Regions from separate parts of the Homo sapiens genome. Here region 1 is linked to region 2. The links are chromatin loops, found by intact Hi-C in ENCODE. Cell type or tissue: psoas muscle. All regions are shown on one strand.

Evidence for each region. Hi-C counts contacts between places; a loop is a spot of excess contacts. Peaks named below come from ENCODE experiments on the same cell type or tissue, not always from the same donor. Only the 100,000 strongest peaks of a DNase experiment are listed, where the experiment ranks them.
Region 1: a loop joins it to region 2, with 2.8 times the contacts of the local background. A loop is called at or near these places in 21 of 110 quality-filtered maps.

Annotation. Positions count from the first base shown.
Region 1 is chr12:106,124,264-106,132,263 of GRCh38, forward strand. All of the region lies in intron 1 of NUAK1 (NUAK family kinase 1), which reads right to left. LOC124903007 (a long non-coding RNA gene) reads left to right here. Exons shown (of 2, transcript XR_007063442.1): 2 at 250-467. Among named protein-coding and RNA genes, the nearest start is that of NUAK1, 11 kb to the right of the region's middle. RefSeq lists enhancers at 5,652-6,401, 6,402-7,151 and a silencer at 7,368-7,662. In psoas muscle, no CTCF peak of the experiment used is centred here; no DNase peak of the experiment used is centred here; H3K27ac peaks cover 3,567 bases.
Region 2 is chr12:106,035,300-106,043,299 of GRCh38, forward strand. No RefSeq gene overlaps it. Among named protein-coding and RNA genes, the nearest start is that of NUAK1, 100 kb to the right of the region's middle. In psoas muscle, no CTCF peak of the experiment used is centred here; a DNase peak (open chromatin) is centred at 4,102.

The DNA of each region.
Region 1 (8,000 bases), 89 kb after region 2:
TATAAAGACAGTATTTTTCCTGGAAAATGGGATTTTTTCCTGGAAAATTTGATTTTTGCTCCTTAATTTTTTCTTAGGCTTCAGCCCTAGAATTTTTATATCCTGGGATCTCATTAGCAGAGGAGATATTGCAATCATTCATGCATGCATGCACATCAGCAATATTAACTTGCCAAGCACTGTTCTAGGCACTTGGGGTACATCAGTAGGCAAAACTGATGAAAACCCCTGCCCTGGCTTGCCTTTTAGTAGGGGAAGGCAAACAGAAGAGAATTCAGCAACTGCCACTTTGAAACAATTTTGGGGCAAGACATGAAGATTCACAAAATGCAGTTTCTAGAAGCGGCTGGAATGTAAGCTGCAAGGAAGGGAGCAGAAACGTCATCTGTCTCACCATGGCTGTCTCCCTACCATCCAGAGTGGTATCTCACACAGAAAATGCAATCAATAAATATCTGTTAAATGGCCAGGTGTGGTGGCTCATGACTGTAACCCCAGCACTACAGGAGGCTGAGGCAGGTGGATCGCCTGAGGTTAGGAGTTTGAGACCAGCCTGTGCCCCGTCTCTACTAAAAATACAAAAATCAGCTAGGCATGGTGGTGCACACCTGTAGTCCCAGCTACTCGGGAGGTTGAGGCAGGAGAATCACTTGAACCCGGGAGGTGGAGGTTGCAATGAGCCGAGATCACGCCACTGCACTCCAGCCTGGGCGACAGAGCCAGACTCCATCTCAATAAATAAATAAATAAATAAATAAATAAATAAATAAATATCTGTTGAATGGATAATAAATTTTAAAACAAAAATCTGGCCCAGAGCGCTCATCTTACAGATAAGTTAGCTGAAGCCATGGAGGGGCATGTCTTGCCCAAGGTCACACAGCTTAAGTTGTGGCAGTGATGGAACCAGCAGCCAAGTCTCCCAACATACCTAGACTCATAACACTCCACAGCCATTTGACAAATATTTCTTGCATTCTGACTGTGTGCCAGGCACTGAACTAGGCACTGGGAGCATATAAATGAGTAAGACATAGAACGACTGGGATCATGAAATTAAGTTCTTCATATTGCTATTTTCCCAAGCACGGAGGCAACTTCTCTGTGCTTTAAGTCCGGCTCCAACAGTGGTTGTAATCATGAACCCTGAAGTCAGACGGTCCAGCCCTACATCCTGTGATCCTGGCTCTGTGACTTTGGGCAAGTCATTGGACTTCCTCTAAGCCTCTGCCTCCTCATCTATGAAATGAATGTGATAATAATACAGGTTCAAAGGCGAAAAAGCACGTAAATAGTTAGAATAGTGCCTGGCACACACTGATCACTCAATGATTCCTGCTATGAGGGTTGTTAAGGGAAAAATGCTCCCTCTGCTCTGGACCTTCCTACACAACCAAATAAGTGGAGATTTCCACTTCATTTTTCTCCTCTCCAGGATCTCTACTACCTGCTTCACGCCCACACACTCATTCATTTCCTCCCTCAGTGTTCCATTTGGTCCTGCCTGAAAAACAGATACCCACTAACCATGAGGATGATGAAAAATGAGGTTCTTCCCAGAGCAGCAAGCACATCACTGCCCTGTCTTTCCAGGCAAACACGTTCACGGCTGGGCTTTGAGCTCACCAGAGACACAGACCATTAGTCTCCCCCCTGCATGCCTTCTGCTAATGGAAGAAAGAGTTCACTATCAAATCTACTAAGAATCACACAAGGTAATTATCTTGCCTCAAGGACCACTGAGAGCTTCTAAGGTTTGCTGGCATCTGTCTTAATTGATACTGAGAAAGCCAAGGCTGCCTAACGGATGTGTTTGATAGAAAGTAATAAAATTCTGAGAGATTAAAGAAGAAAAATAAATACAACAAGAAATCAGTCTCCTTAAAAGGACCAGCAAGGAGGGATAAATGTGGACCACAAAGACTGAAGATCTTCAAATGTCAGGGTTAGATGCACATTCTAGAATCAAGAGGTGGGTGAACTCAACGGGGCAATATCTTACTCCCTGTTGCCTCCCCCAGTGCCTAGCACAGTGCTATTTGAATAAATATTTTTAAACCAGCTACCTGGGAGAGGCAGAAGGGAACACCTGCCACAAGAAAAAATGACAGAGATATTTCTACTCTTTCTTGGGAAGCAGTCTAGGCTCATAATTTCGAGCTCAGACAGACATGGGTTGTATTCCTGCCATCATCCCCAAGTTACAAACAGTGGGGCCCTGGGCCTCAGTTACCTCTGGGCAAAGTCAGGTGACAGCATCTATCTCATAGAATGGTTCTAAGAATTCAGTGAGATGACACAGGCAAATTACTCAGCACAGAGCCTGGCAAAGTGCTCAGTAAAGGTTAGCTTTATTTGTTCATCTTCAAGGATGAAATAGTAGTAAACATATGAGTCAATTCTTCCCTCTAAGTGAGACTGCAAAAACAGCCCTTCCCCTGGGGACAGGGCTCTCTTAAGTCTTTTCCTCATCCCTGGAATCTTGCCTCTAGCCTACCTGTCATCCAGGATCAAGAAGCCAAGCTCTCCTGGGTGCTCAATGTGCCCAATCACTGCTAAAGCCTTGGGAAGAATAAGTGGTGTCCACAGGGAGATCCTGAGAGCAGAGGCAGCCAGGAGCCTCTGGCCTCACTGGGACCAAAAGCAAAGCCCCTTTAAAGTCTAAGCATCTAAGGAATGAGCAAAGATTCCTCTGAGCTGCCCAGCAGAACATGAGCTTACCCTCCTCTGAATCACAAATAATAACAAATAACACTGCTTGACAAGTGGCTTCATGTCAGGCACTGTTCTCAGAGTGTGTGTGGTCCATGAGTCCTTGTGACAACCTAGGAGTTAAGTTCTATTACCAACCCATTTTACAGATGAGAAAACTGAGAGGTTCTTTGAGGATGAGCATTTTCTTTTTATTTTCTTTTATTTGAGACAAGTTCTTGCTCTGTTGCCCAGGCTGGAGTGCAGTGGTGTGATCGTAGATCACTGTGGCCTCCAACTCCTGGGCTCAAGCAATCCTCCCATCTTGGCCCCCCAAGTAGCCAGGACTACAGACGCAGGCCACTATGCCCAGCTAACTTTTCAATTTTTTTGTAGAGATGAGGGAGTCTCACTGTGTTGACCAGGCTGATCTAGAGCTCCTGGCCTCAAGTGATCCCCCTGCCTCCCAAAGTGTAGGATTACAGGCAGAAGCAACCACACCCAGCATGGGTGAACATTTTCTGTCTCACATAGAGTCTAGTTCAGAAGCCACCTCATACACGTGTTTCAGAAAGCCTTGGCTGCCTTGAGCTGAATAGAATGTATTTGCATCCCACAGAACCAGAGAGCAGGGAAGGCGAGCAGACCTCCCTAAACATAGGCTGACAGTCTACACAGGGAGACTCTCCGTACACTTGCAAAGTGTGTATGAGAATTGAAGATACTTCCTGCTTTCCCCAGCAAGGAGCCCTTCTGCCAAAAAACAAGCAATAGGAAATGCAGCCTTTCAGTGAATCCTAGGATTCTCTTCCTACGAGCTGGAAGGGACCCTTAAGGACATTTTTGTCTCAGGCCCTCAATTTACAAGTGAAGCAAGTGTGCTCGACACAGCAGCACCTACTGTGTGCAATGCCCCGTGCCCAGGCTGCTGCAGGGACAGACAGGACCAAGACCCCATCCTGCCTTTCCAAAGAGGCCTCCTTCCAAAACTTAGATTTATGGACCATTCACTGTGGGCGACACACTTTTCTAAGAACTCGACATACAATTTGTTAACACTGCAACTCCCATTTCACAGACGAAGAAACCGAGTCACAGTTGATTATCTCAAGGTTACATTGGAGGTTCATGTTCTTTCAAACCCAGGAAGCCTAGCTCCAAATTCTCTCTTTTCTTTTTCTTTTTTTTTTTTTTTGACACAGAGACTCGTTCTGTTGCCTAGGCTGGAGTGCAATTGTGCAATCTTCTCTCACTGCAACCTCCGCCTCCCGGGTTCAAGCGATTCTCCTGCCTCAGCCTACTGAGTAGTTGGGATTACTGGTGTGCGCCACTGTGCCCAGCCAATTTTGTATTTTTAGTAGAGACAGGGTTTTGCCATGTTGTTCAGGCTGGTCTTGAACTCCTAACCTCAAATAATCCACCCACCTCGGCCTCTCAAAGTGCTGGGATTTACAGGAATGAGCCACCACTCCCGCTTCCCTTTTTGATGTATAGATTGGACGGTCCACTTCCCTTCCATGATCCTGTAGAAGACTGGGACATGAGTGACCTCTGGCAGTTGGGGTGAACCACTCGTGAGCTGAGCCCAGTTCATAGTGAAATGGCAGCAGCCAGCAAGGCTTCGTTTGAACCTGCTGCAATCAAGCACCTTTGTGGCCCGTGAGCCTGACACAGACAAAAGTGAATGGGGTCCCGCTGGAGATAACTAAGAGAAGCAGCTGCTACCTTTTTTAAACAGGGAAATTGCCCTTCAGCCAAACAGACGAAAGTTGAGCCCTAAGCCACTCACCATTCCCCGCCCTTCCAGGGAAGGAGCTAACACCTACCACAGCCTCCACTTAGCGCCTTCCCCCTGGAGATCTCCATATCTCTAATAAAAGTAAGGGAAGTGGAATTCTTTTCTCAAATTTAAAAGGCAAATCATGATGGTGTTTTTTCAAGACATACATTAACTCCGCACCCCAGCCGGTTTGCAATACTTAAAGTACTTGATTTACAACCCAGAAAAAAATGTTTTGAAAACCTTGCAGATGCATTTTGCATCTAAACCTTGCACACTCTGCAGAGCTGATTACCTGGGCTTCTCAGATGGAGGGCTGGACTCTGAACGAAGCCAGGCCAGTGTGAGAGCAGCCTGAGGAGGCTGCTGAGCTCTGAAAAACTACCCGCCTGGAGCAGCCTCCAAGAGTGGGAAATGGGTTTGGGATGGGCTTGAGCCACCTCTCCAGCTGCTGTCACTGAGAAGCACCTGGCAATGCTGTGCATACAATGCTAAGGGGAAGCGTGACCCAGAGAAGGAGGAGGATGGAGCCCCAGGGCCTTCCCTGCTGACTCCCGCCTTCACAGACCTCTCCCTTCTCAGGATTGCTGGTGCTTCTTCCCGCAATTGTTCATTCAATCATTCATTCATTCTTACTGAGCACCCACTAGATGCCTAGCACTGGGCTACAGGCTGGGCTGCAGTGACGAGTGAGACAGACAGCAGCCCTGCTGCCTTTCTAATAGACAAGGAAGAATGGAGCCTACAAATAGTCCAACACACACTCTCCATGTGCTCACAAGGACACGAGACACGGGGCTGAAACAAAGAAGTAAGGAAGTGGTGGTCTGAAGACCCATGCATGAGCCTTGAAGGACATGGTAAATTCAGACTTTGGGTCCCATGCAACCATGGGAGGATTTTAAGCATGGAGAGCCATGAGCCAAGATAAGAAGGTCACTGGGTACTCCACCCTAGTACTTCTCCCTGAAACAGTAATATTACCTCTAGTTTTCAAGAGCCTACTATGCACCAGGCTCTGTGCTGGAAGCTTCCAAATCCTATTTCTGATGGCAATCTCACTTGGTAGGATATTTTGCACTTGGTAGGATACTTCATAGCTGCATTTTCCAGATGAGTAAACAGAAGCCAGAGAAAATGAGCAGCTTGCCTGGGACCATCTAGCTCCTGGGTAGCAGGACAGAATTTGAACCCAAGTCTGTCTGATTCGACAGCTGGGATTTCTTCCTCCACACCTCATTCCTTTTTTTTTTCTCTCTCTCTGTGAGACGGAGTCTGCCTCCGTCACCCAGACTGGAGTGCAGTGGCGCGATCCTGACTCACTGCAACCTCCGCCTCACAGGTTCAAGCGATTCTCCTGCCTCAGCCTCCCGAGTAGCTGGGATTACAGGCATGCGCCACCACGCCTGGCTAATTTTTGTACTTTTAGTAGAGACGGGGTTTCACCATGTTGGCCAGGCTGGTCTCAAACTCCCAACCTCCGGTGATCCACCCACTTCGGCCTCCCCAAGTCCTGGGACTGCAGGCGTGAACCACCGTGCCCAGCCTCGACACCTCATTTCTATACTCAGATTATTGCATTGTTCTCAGATTATTCCAGATGTCTGAATCTAATAGCCCCAACTAAATTCTAGGTATCTCAATGGCAGGACTTGTAATATCCTCCTCTGAAAGTCCCTATGGTGCTGGACACATTGTTAAGCACACATTAAATACATCTATCTGGTTTATTGCTAGATTGAAAAGAAGAGCAGGTGTGTTGAGCCCCAATGTGGGGATGTTAGGTCTTTCTTATGGGGAAGCTTCAGCCACAGAGTATTGACAAGTGGTAGCTAAGAGGAAGAAGAAAGCAAGCTACCACCAGGGCTGCCAAGCAGGGATGTGCAGATCATACATGCACAAGGCACCAGCCGATGGGCAGGTGAATGGGCCCCAGCCCGCGTCGTTCTCACAGAGCCGCTAGTAGGAGAGGGGCTGCTTCTGGCCAGGACAGAAGCCTTTTCATATGTATCCACCTGGAGGAGGCCTTTTTTTAATTTGCACAAAGGTGCCTTGTAGAGTAGCAATCGCCCTGGCTGCATCTATTGTGTACCTACTGTGTGCCAGGCACCAGGCAAAAGGCTTAGCTATGTCACCTCGGTGCTTCCTCTCAACAATCCATAAAAGAAGAACTATTGTGAGCCCTAGCAAAGAACCCAGAGGTTAAAAATTAGTCACTAGCCCAAGGTCACACAGCTCTCAAGGGGTGGGCTGGCATACAGACACAGGCAGCCTGGCCCTGGGGCTCTCTATGTTGACCATGGTTGGCAGGAGATTGTCTTCGCTTCTTTCACAAAATGAGCATGAGATTTCTGTGGAACCAGAGGTTGGAATCTTAGAGGCCTGAGAGATAGAGGCTTCCACCCCTTTCCCACTCTCCACCCTGAGCCCCCCCCTTTTTAAGTTATTACCAGCTTTATTGAGATGTAATTCACATATCATATAATTCACCCATTTAAAGTGCACAATTCAGGGGTTTTTAGTATATTCGGAGGGGTGCAACCATCATCACAATTTTAGAACATTTTCAGCACCCCCCAGAAAACTCCACACCCATTAGCAGCTACTCCCAATTTACTCCCAACCCCACCCGCAGGCCCACTCATCTACGCTGTCTCTATGGATTTGTCTCTTGTGGACATTACATACAAATGGAATCATACAATCTGTGGTCTTTTGTGTCTGGCTTCTTTCACTGAACATAATGTTTTCAAGGTTCATCCATGCTGTCACATGTATTAAGTACCTCATTCCTTTTTACTGTTGAATAACAGTCCAAAAATATTCCATAAATAAAATTATGGAATAGATCATAAGTAATATTCCACAAATGAAATGGATGTGCCAGCTTTTATTTACCCATTCATCAGTTCCTTCCACTTTGGGGCTCTTACTAATAATAATGCTCTATAGACATTTGTGTAGAAGTTTCTGTGTGGACATATGTTTGCATTTCTCCTGGGTAAACCTAGAAGTGGAAATGCCCAGCCCTGGTTTTCACATGCAGTTAAAAGTTTACCGAAGAGTTTCGCTGTAAAGCCAACATCTGGCTGCTCCTGGGCTGTTTCCAGGGAATTTTATCAATTCAGCCAGACTCCATTCACGGTGGGTCATCAGGCCCAGCCCCTCCTACTCTGAGGCCTGGGATCCTCTCATTCCTGTGCTCTACAATGTCGTCTGGGCCAGCACGATGATAAATGCATTCTGCTTTAAAGCAGATACTTCACAAATCATAACTTACAGATGCTCCAGGACTTTCATGTGGGAAAGACAAATGAGACTTCTGCTGTCTGACTCTGGAGCCACTGAGGACAAGAAGCCACGGCCAGAAACCTGACAAACCCTGGATATACGTCTCTCCCTAACAAATGCATGTGCAAACGTAACAGAAGGGGAATTCGTGCAGAAAAGGGTCTGCCTGTCTTTTCAGACATTGCTCTGTAACCTGCCATTCATTTTCAACCGTTGTCTTTCCTTCCCCACAAATCTA
Region 2 (8,000 bases):
ACTTGTGTCCTCCCTCAAAAGAAATTATGTTAAAGGCCTAACCCTCAGTACAACCAGCTGACATGAAGCCAGGCATCAGAGGATGAAAAGCAATTCCAGTCCCACAAAATCAAGCGTTCCCTTTTTTTTTTTTTTTTTTGATGCAGGTACACTCCTGCCAGTTTAATAACTAATAGTAAATTTTTTTAAAAGTTTGTAATGTTCTTTGCAAATTTGATTAAAAGATTGTAAAAGATCCTGGCCAACATTGAATGATATGTAAATGTCCCTTAACAAACAATCATAACTGGCTAGCATTCTATAAACTCACTGCAGCGTCTCAGGCCTCAGGCCAAGAAAACTCTGCTGTTTCACGTCTCTCTCTTTCACGAGCCCTGTCTTCCTCCCAAAGGCTGTGTCATCTCCTCACCCCATGGGCTGTGTTCTTTACAACCGGCACTGCCTGTGACCCACAAAACTCCTGCGAGACACAGGGAGAAGCTCTGAAGCTGAGGCAGGTTAGAAAAGAAAAAATTTCTGAAGGCTGGGAAAGAGGAGATTATTGAGTCCACATAGTCAATGTCACTATCACCATCACCATGGTCATTGTCTCCTTCAGAAGAGTTTATTGAGCATCTACTAGGCCCCAATACTGGAAATATAGCATGAGAAACACAGTGGAAGTTTCTGTCCTCCTGGAAGTTCCATCCTAGCGGAAGAGAGACCATCAAAAAACTCCAAGCCATTTCAGACAATGATACATTTTGTAAGAGATGCAACAGGGTGGTGTGGTAGGGAGGAACTTGGATGAATTAAGGAGGTAAGATAAGAAAATGAGAGCAAGCACCATTGCAGGTGAGATAAGGAAGAGCTGTGAGGCTGGAGATTCATGAGGAGAGTTCTCCAGGCAAAGGGAGTAGCACAGGCCAAGGCCTGATATGGGAATGGGCTTGGCGTGTTTGTGGGGCTGAAAGAAGATTAGTGCATTTGTGCTGTGTGCAATGTACAGCAGGGAGAGGGTGGGAGATGGGGTGGGAGAGAAAGGAGGGGCTTGTAGACCTTGAGGAGGAGGTAGGATTTTGCTCATAGCTATTATTTATTGAGCACCTACTATGTTCCAGGCATTTTACACTCTTTAAATTATCTTTATAACCACACAAGGTTGATAAAATGACTGCCATTTTATGCATAAGTACAGTAACACATAGAGAGATTCCAGGATGTGTTTATGTCCCACAGTAAATGGCAGAGCTGGAATTTACAGCCATATTCATCCAACTCCAAAGCCATGCACCTCACCACGACAGCACGCTTGGTGAAAGGTTAGGAGTTTAGTAGTTACGGTGCCTCTGCAGGCTCCCCTCTCCTCCTTCCTCTGCATACCCCCAACTGCTTGTGTCTCCTCATTTGCTCTGTTCTTTCTCTCAAACACCTGTGGTATGTGAACAATCTGAGGGCCAGGGCAAGACAGCCTCCCTAGAACCTTCCATGAGTCTCAGAGCCCGGGACTGTGTCAGCAAAGCAATGTTGGAAGGGAAATCTTTGTTCTCTTGATGTGTTTTTCCATGCAGTAGCAGGAGCTCTCCTGGGGTGACACTCTTGGCTTCTTTCTGCCCCCTTTCTCACCCTCTTTATTAGTCCATTTTCATACTGCTATAAAGACTTGCCCAAGACTGGGTAATTTATAAAGGAAAGAGGTTTTTAATTAATTCAGATCAGCATGGCTGGCGAGGCCTCAGGAAACTTATGGTGGAAGGTGAAGGGAAGGAAGGAAGGCACCTTCTTCACAAAGCAGCAGGAAGGAGAACTGCTGAGCGAAGGGGGAAGGGCCCCTTATAAAACCGTCAGATCTTGTGAGAACTCACTCACTATCATGAGAATAGCATGGGGGAAACTGCCCCCAAGATTCGATTACCTCCACCTGGTCTCTCCCTTGACACATGGGGATTATGGGGATTACAATTCAAGAAGATATTTAGTTCAGGACCGAAAGCCTAACCATATCATCCCCCAGGGAAGAGGGGAGACTTAACCTGATTGGTGAAGTTGAAAAGCAAGTTCTTTTGCCTTCCCTTACTTCCTGTCCCCTCTCCTCCCCACCCCTCCTGTCCCAACCTCTTTCTTTCCCTCCCCTCCCCTCCTTTTCCTTTCTCTTTCTCTCTTTTCCTCCCCTCCTGTCCTCTCCCCTCCCCTTTCCTCCCCTCTCCTTCTCTTCCTTTCCATCCCCTCCCTTCCCCTGCTCTCCCCTTTCTTTCTCTTTGCCTCCCCTCCCTTCCCCTCCTCTCCCCTTCCCTTCTCTTCCTTTACCTCCCCTCTCCTTCTCTTCCTTTCCCTCCCCCACTCCCCACTCTTTATCTTCCTTTCTCTCTTCTCCCCTCCTCTCTCCTCCCCTCCCCTCTCTTTCTCTTCCTTTTCTCCCCTCCCTTTCCCCCTGTCCCCTTCCCTTCTCTTTCCCTCGTCTCCCCTCCCATCTCTTTCCTTTCCTCCCCTCTCCTTCTCTTCCTTCTCCTCCCCTCCCCTTCTTTCTCCTCACCTCCCTTCCCCTCCTCTCCCCTTCCCTTCTCTTCCTTTCCCTCCTCTCCCCTCCTATCTCTTCCCTTTCCTACCCTCTCCTCCCCTCCCCTCCCCTCCTCTCTCCTTCTCTTTCTCCTCCTCCCCTCTCCTCCCTTTTTCTTCTCTTCCTTTCCCTCCCCTCCCCTCCCCTTTCTTTCCTTTTTCTTCCTCTTGGCACCTTGCTGCCCACATGCTCTGCTCTGCTCCCTACCTCACACTGAGGGTGTCCTAGGGGCAGGCTCTGACCTCACTGGCACAGGAGGTTCAGAGCTGCCTACTGCCTAGTCAGCAAGTCCATCCGTTCCAGGGTTAGTATTAACACATCCACTAGCCCACAATCTGATCCACAGCTAACTCACCTCCTGCTGTTTTTTGAGGAACTAACAGTGGGAGAAACACTTGTAGGGGAACAATTTATGTTCGAGAGTGTGTCACCAGTATTAGGCGCCCACTGCATACCACCATAAAGCTATAGTTTTTATTTTACTAACAGGCAATAGTCTTAGCCCACAGTAACTCCCTAGATTACTATGAGAACCAGCTGAGATAAGGCAGTGAATGACAAGGTGGTCCAAAACCACAAAATCCTGTTAATTAGAATAGAGGGTGGTGGACATGATTAAGACAGAGATCGAGACACCCTGAGAGTACAAGTAGGATCTCAGAACCAGGAATAGCCAGAGAGTGTGAGGGCACAGAAAGGGACATGAGGCACAGCCTGCCCTCAGCAGTACACAGCAGAAGGGGGGTGGGCCGTGGAGTTAGAGAGAACTGGGTCAGAATCTTGGCAGCCCCATTTACTGGCTGTGACGTGAGCCAGTTCCTAGCTTTTGGGCCTAAATTCATCTCAGTTTTCCCATCTGTGAAATGGACGGGCCATCTGCTCATCTGCATGCCAGCATCCATGCCCCTCTTCTGGCCATGGCCTCCCAGTTTTCCTTGAGGAGCCGCCTTTCCCCACTCTCAGGTGATGTTGTGAAGCAGACCACTCCCCCAGGTCCAGCATGGGCATTTGACAGATCTGTGCAGTTTGAGCATCAAACTCCCACAGCCCGGTGGGTTGTTCTGAAATGGACAAATAAATCTGTCCTCATTCTGACACTTCTATTGAAACTCTCAGGAAAAGAGAATCTCTTCTATTCAGATTGTGAAGTGGGTAAATTATAAAACTGGAGTTGTCATAAGAAAAGTTGCCACAACAAGCAGCCTGATTGAGGAGGAAGTACAAGAAGATAGGACTAGGACTTGATATCTTCTGAACCCTGGATCCAGCCAGACCTGAAATCCTAGACTTTTTGGATATAAATAAATAAGTTACTTTAATTTTGAGGAAGCTAATTTAAGGTGCCACCTGTAAACAAAAGTAATAGAGCATTTAATTTAATAATAAATTCCAAGTGCTTATGTCACGGGATCCTTGGGGTGTCACTTCACCAGCCGGAAACCTCTGCAGCCAGCAGTGCCTTCTGCCTGAGTATTGTTTGTGCCCGCTGGACTCAATTCCACCCACTTGGCCCAGCAGGCTGCGCTTGGCTTGCACTACTGGCCCAGATTCCACACCTGCCAAGGGCGAGCCAGGCATGAAGCAGCAAGGGTTGTGTGAGCAAGCAAGGGCAGGGTCTGGCCACTGCACACAGCCAGGCACACCAGCTGCTGCAGTGGCGCAGGCAGCTCCAGGCACTGGCACAGGCACCGCCTCCATGCAAGGCTGCAGCTGAACCAGACATACCACAAGTGGCTTCTGCTGCAGGCACCAGTGTCTGGGCAGGGGGAACATGATAGCACCTGAAAGCTCAAAGATGCCAGAAACTACAGAGCCCTGAAGAGGGTGTTACAGCTCTGGCTTGGGGAGCCCCTAGGTCTAGGCTCCCTGAAGGGCCACAGCTCTACTCTCCTTCTTGTCACCTGCAATGTGGCAAGCAGGGGGATGTGTTTCAGCCCTGTTTGTGTTACAGGTCTTCCAGTCCCACCATTCAGCAGGTCCTGAGTTCTTGTCCCACATTCAGGAAGGATGAGGTATGCGGACAACTAGAGGATGAACAAGGCAAAGAGGTGCTTTATTGAGCAACAGTACAGTTCTCAGGAGATCCAAAGTGGTTAGCTCCTATCTGCAGGCAGGTCATCCCAATGAAGGTGAAACCCTCAGCAGAGAGAAGACCTGCAGTAGGTAGCTCCTATCTGCAGGCAGGTTGCTCACACATCCCAACATCTGTGTGAGTCTGGCTGAATCTGGGGGTTTTATGGGCTCAGAAGGGAGGAAGTGCATGCTGATTGGCCCATGGGCAGCCCAGAAAAAGCACCATAAGTTCTCACTCTGGGCCACAGACTCCACCCAGATCTGGCAGCCCAGCCCCCAGGCTTCAGGCCCTCCCTGGTTTGAAGGTGTTTCACCAAGGACCCACCCCTTTCTGCCCAGGAACCTATCTGCCTCCTGCCATCAACATGCTGTCTAAAGTACCCAGGCTATTCCTGCCAAGAGGCACCTGCAGGCCCATACAGAGCTGCCCTCAACACCTCAGCCTCCCTCCCATGCTCATCGGTGCCCAAAGTCCACAAGGGGCCAAGGCAGCAGGGGGTTGGTGTATCAGCACCACCCCAAGTGTGCACACACCCAGCAGGGTTGTGACAGCACTCAGGCTTGGCCACAACTTTGCTTCACCCCAGGGTGGGCACCAGGAGCAGGGAGAGGCCAGGCAGTGGGAGCAGTCACTTTCAAGCCTGTGGGGGCAAAAAGCTTCCTGGGCCCCAAGAAGGGATGCCCAGGTCTGCAGCATGCACCCAGGGAGCATGGGGCTCCCGCCCCACCCACTCAGCAGGGGGCAGGGCTCCCACCAGTTCCCAGCTCCTGCTGGCTCTTTCGCACAGACTCTTTCACACAGAGTCCATAGCCCCAGCCACACCTCCCCCGTTGCAGCTGGTGTCTTCGCAGCGGCCACTACAGATAGGCCACTGCTGCCATCACTTTAGAGCCATGCCTGGCACACAGTAGTTACTCGATACCTGAAAGCAAGAGCCATATCTGGGATCGAACATAGGCAGTCTGACCTCACAGCCCATAGGTTTAACACAATGTAAGATTTTTTTCTGAGATTCCATCAATGGAGTGCTGAATTCATTGGATGATAATCATAGGTGACATCAGAGGAATTCCTGAGATGCAATTCTCTCCCTCTCTCCATATGTATACACACTCACACAAACACATACATATAGAGAGAGAGATAATCAGAGATACGGAGCCCAAAACTGGGTAATTCATAAAGAGAAGAGGTTTAATAGACTCACAGTTTCACATGGCTGGGGAGGCCTCAGAAAATTTATAATCATGGTGGAAGGTGAAGGAGAAGCAAGCACCTTCTTCACAAGGCAGCAGGAGAGAGAGAGCATGCAGCGGAAACTGCCCCTTTTAAAACCATCAGATCTCGTGCGAACTCTCTCACTATCATGAGAACAGCATGGAGGAAACCACCCTCATGATCCAATTACCTCCCACCTGGTCCCTCCCTTGACATGAGGGTATTACAATTTGAGATGAGATTTGAGTGGGGACACAGAGCCAAACCATATGACCAGGCGCCAATTAGAAGCTCTGATTGGCTATCAGGGCCATCATAAGAACTTCTAAAATGTGATTTTATTGCATAATCAAACATATCTGAATCATAAATAGCAGAAAAATAACAGTAGTCATTAGCAAATGATTTATTCAGAAGATAATGTCTTTGAAAACATGGATAGAAAAGGAATAAGAGGTCAGGCATGCTGGCTCATGCTTGTAATCCCAGCACTTTGGGAGACCGAGGCAGGAGGATCACTTGAGGCCAGGAGTTTGAGACCAGCCTGGGCAACATAGCAAAATCTCATCTCTACTAAAAATAAAAGATAAAAAATTTTAAATTAGCCCAGTATGGTGGTGCATGCCTGTAGTCCTGCCTACTTTAAGGCTGAGGTGGGAGGATTGCTTGAGCCCAGGAGTTTGAGGTTACGGTGAGTTATGATTACACCACTGTACTCAGCCTAGGCAGCAGAGCAAGATTCTGTCTCAAGAAAAAAAGGCCCAGGCATTGAAAAGTGTGGGACACTGCTCCAGTCCAAACTAGTTGCTTTTAACAGAGGTGAGAAATGATGGGAGCCAAATTAGATAAAACTACAAAAGGAGAAACTTGATTTCTCTAAATTCTCATCAGAAATTCATAGTCCTGAGGACAAAACCAGAGGATGATGTACCCATCCAAATATATTTCTTTTTCTCTAACTGTATGTGGATTGAGCTTTCCAAAGAATTTATTAACATGGCAGACTAGTTGGCCAACATTTCTAGATGTGGAAACGTTCCCACAAAGCCTTATAAAATGAGCCTGTGACCAGCAGAAGAATCTGGTGAAGCAAAAGAGCAAAATTACTCTTCATCCTGTTCAGACTTGGCCAAGAGTCAGAAGAAAGGCTGGCTTGGCCACTTCACCCAGACCACCCACGTGACATATGCACACTTGCAGATGGAGATATACAAATCTTGACTGTCGCTATTTGATTATTTACTGATCTCCCCCCGCACACCTTAAGACTATAATCTCCTCCTTATATCTCCAGTACCCAGAACCTTTCTTGCTGTACAGTAAGCACTCCATAAATGTTTGTTGAATTAATTCATTTTTATTGAATATGACATTAGTCAACAATGATTAATGTAGACTGAAGGATCAAGGTTCAAATCCTGGCTCTTATTGGCTAAATTTATGATCCATCTAGGCCACACTGCCTTATCTGTAACATGAGTAAATTTGAAGTAAAAATTCTTATGCCATGTTGGTGGAAAGGTAGATGGTTACAGACATTTCACAAAAATCTGTCAGCCCTGAGTGAAATTAAATGTGCATATGTCCTCCTAGATGCATATCCCAGAGAAATTATCTCTCCCCATGTTTTATGGTAATGGCTTATGGTAACGGAAGATGCTAGGAAAAATAACCAAGTTAAAGTTATATGTAATGAATGTAGTCTATGGAATGCAATGGAGCAAAAAAGGCAAAACAAACCATATATCCACAGAGCAATGTGGATAGATTTCAATGGTGCAGTATTAACATGCAAAACAAGCAAGCAATCCAGAAACACATGAAAAGATGTACAACCTCTCTCATAACGAGAAAAAAATGCAAATTAAATCTGTACTGAAATACTATTTCTCACCTATTCAATTGTTAAAAATATAAAAGTTCAACTTCACTGTTGGCAGGACTATGGATTAACAGGCATCTTATACATTGCTGAGGAGATGCAAATGACACATCTCCTATAGAGGGGAATTTGAAAATATCTCTGTATTAGTCCATTCTCATGCTGCTATGAAGAAGACTGGGTAATTTATAAAGAAAAGAGGTTGAATTGACTCACAGTTCCACATGGCTAGGGAGGCCTCAGGAAACTTACAGTCATGACGGAAGATACCTCTTCACAGGGCAGCAGGA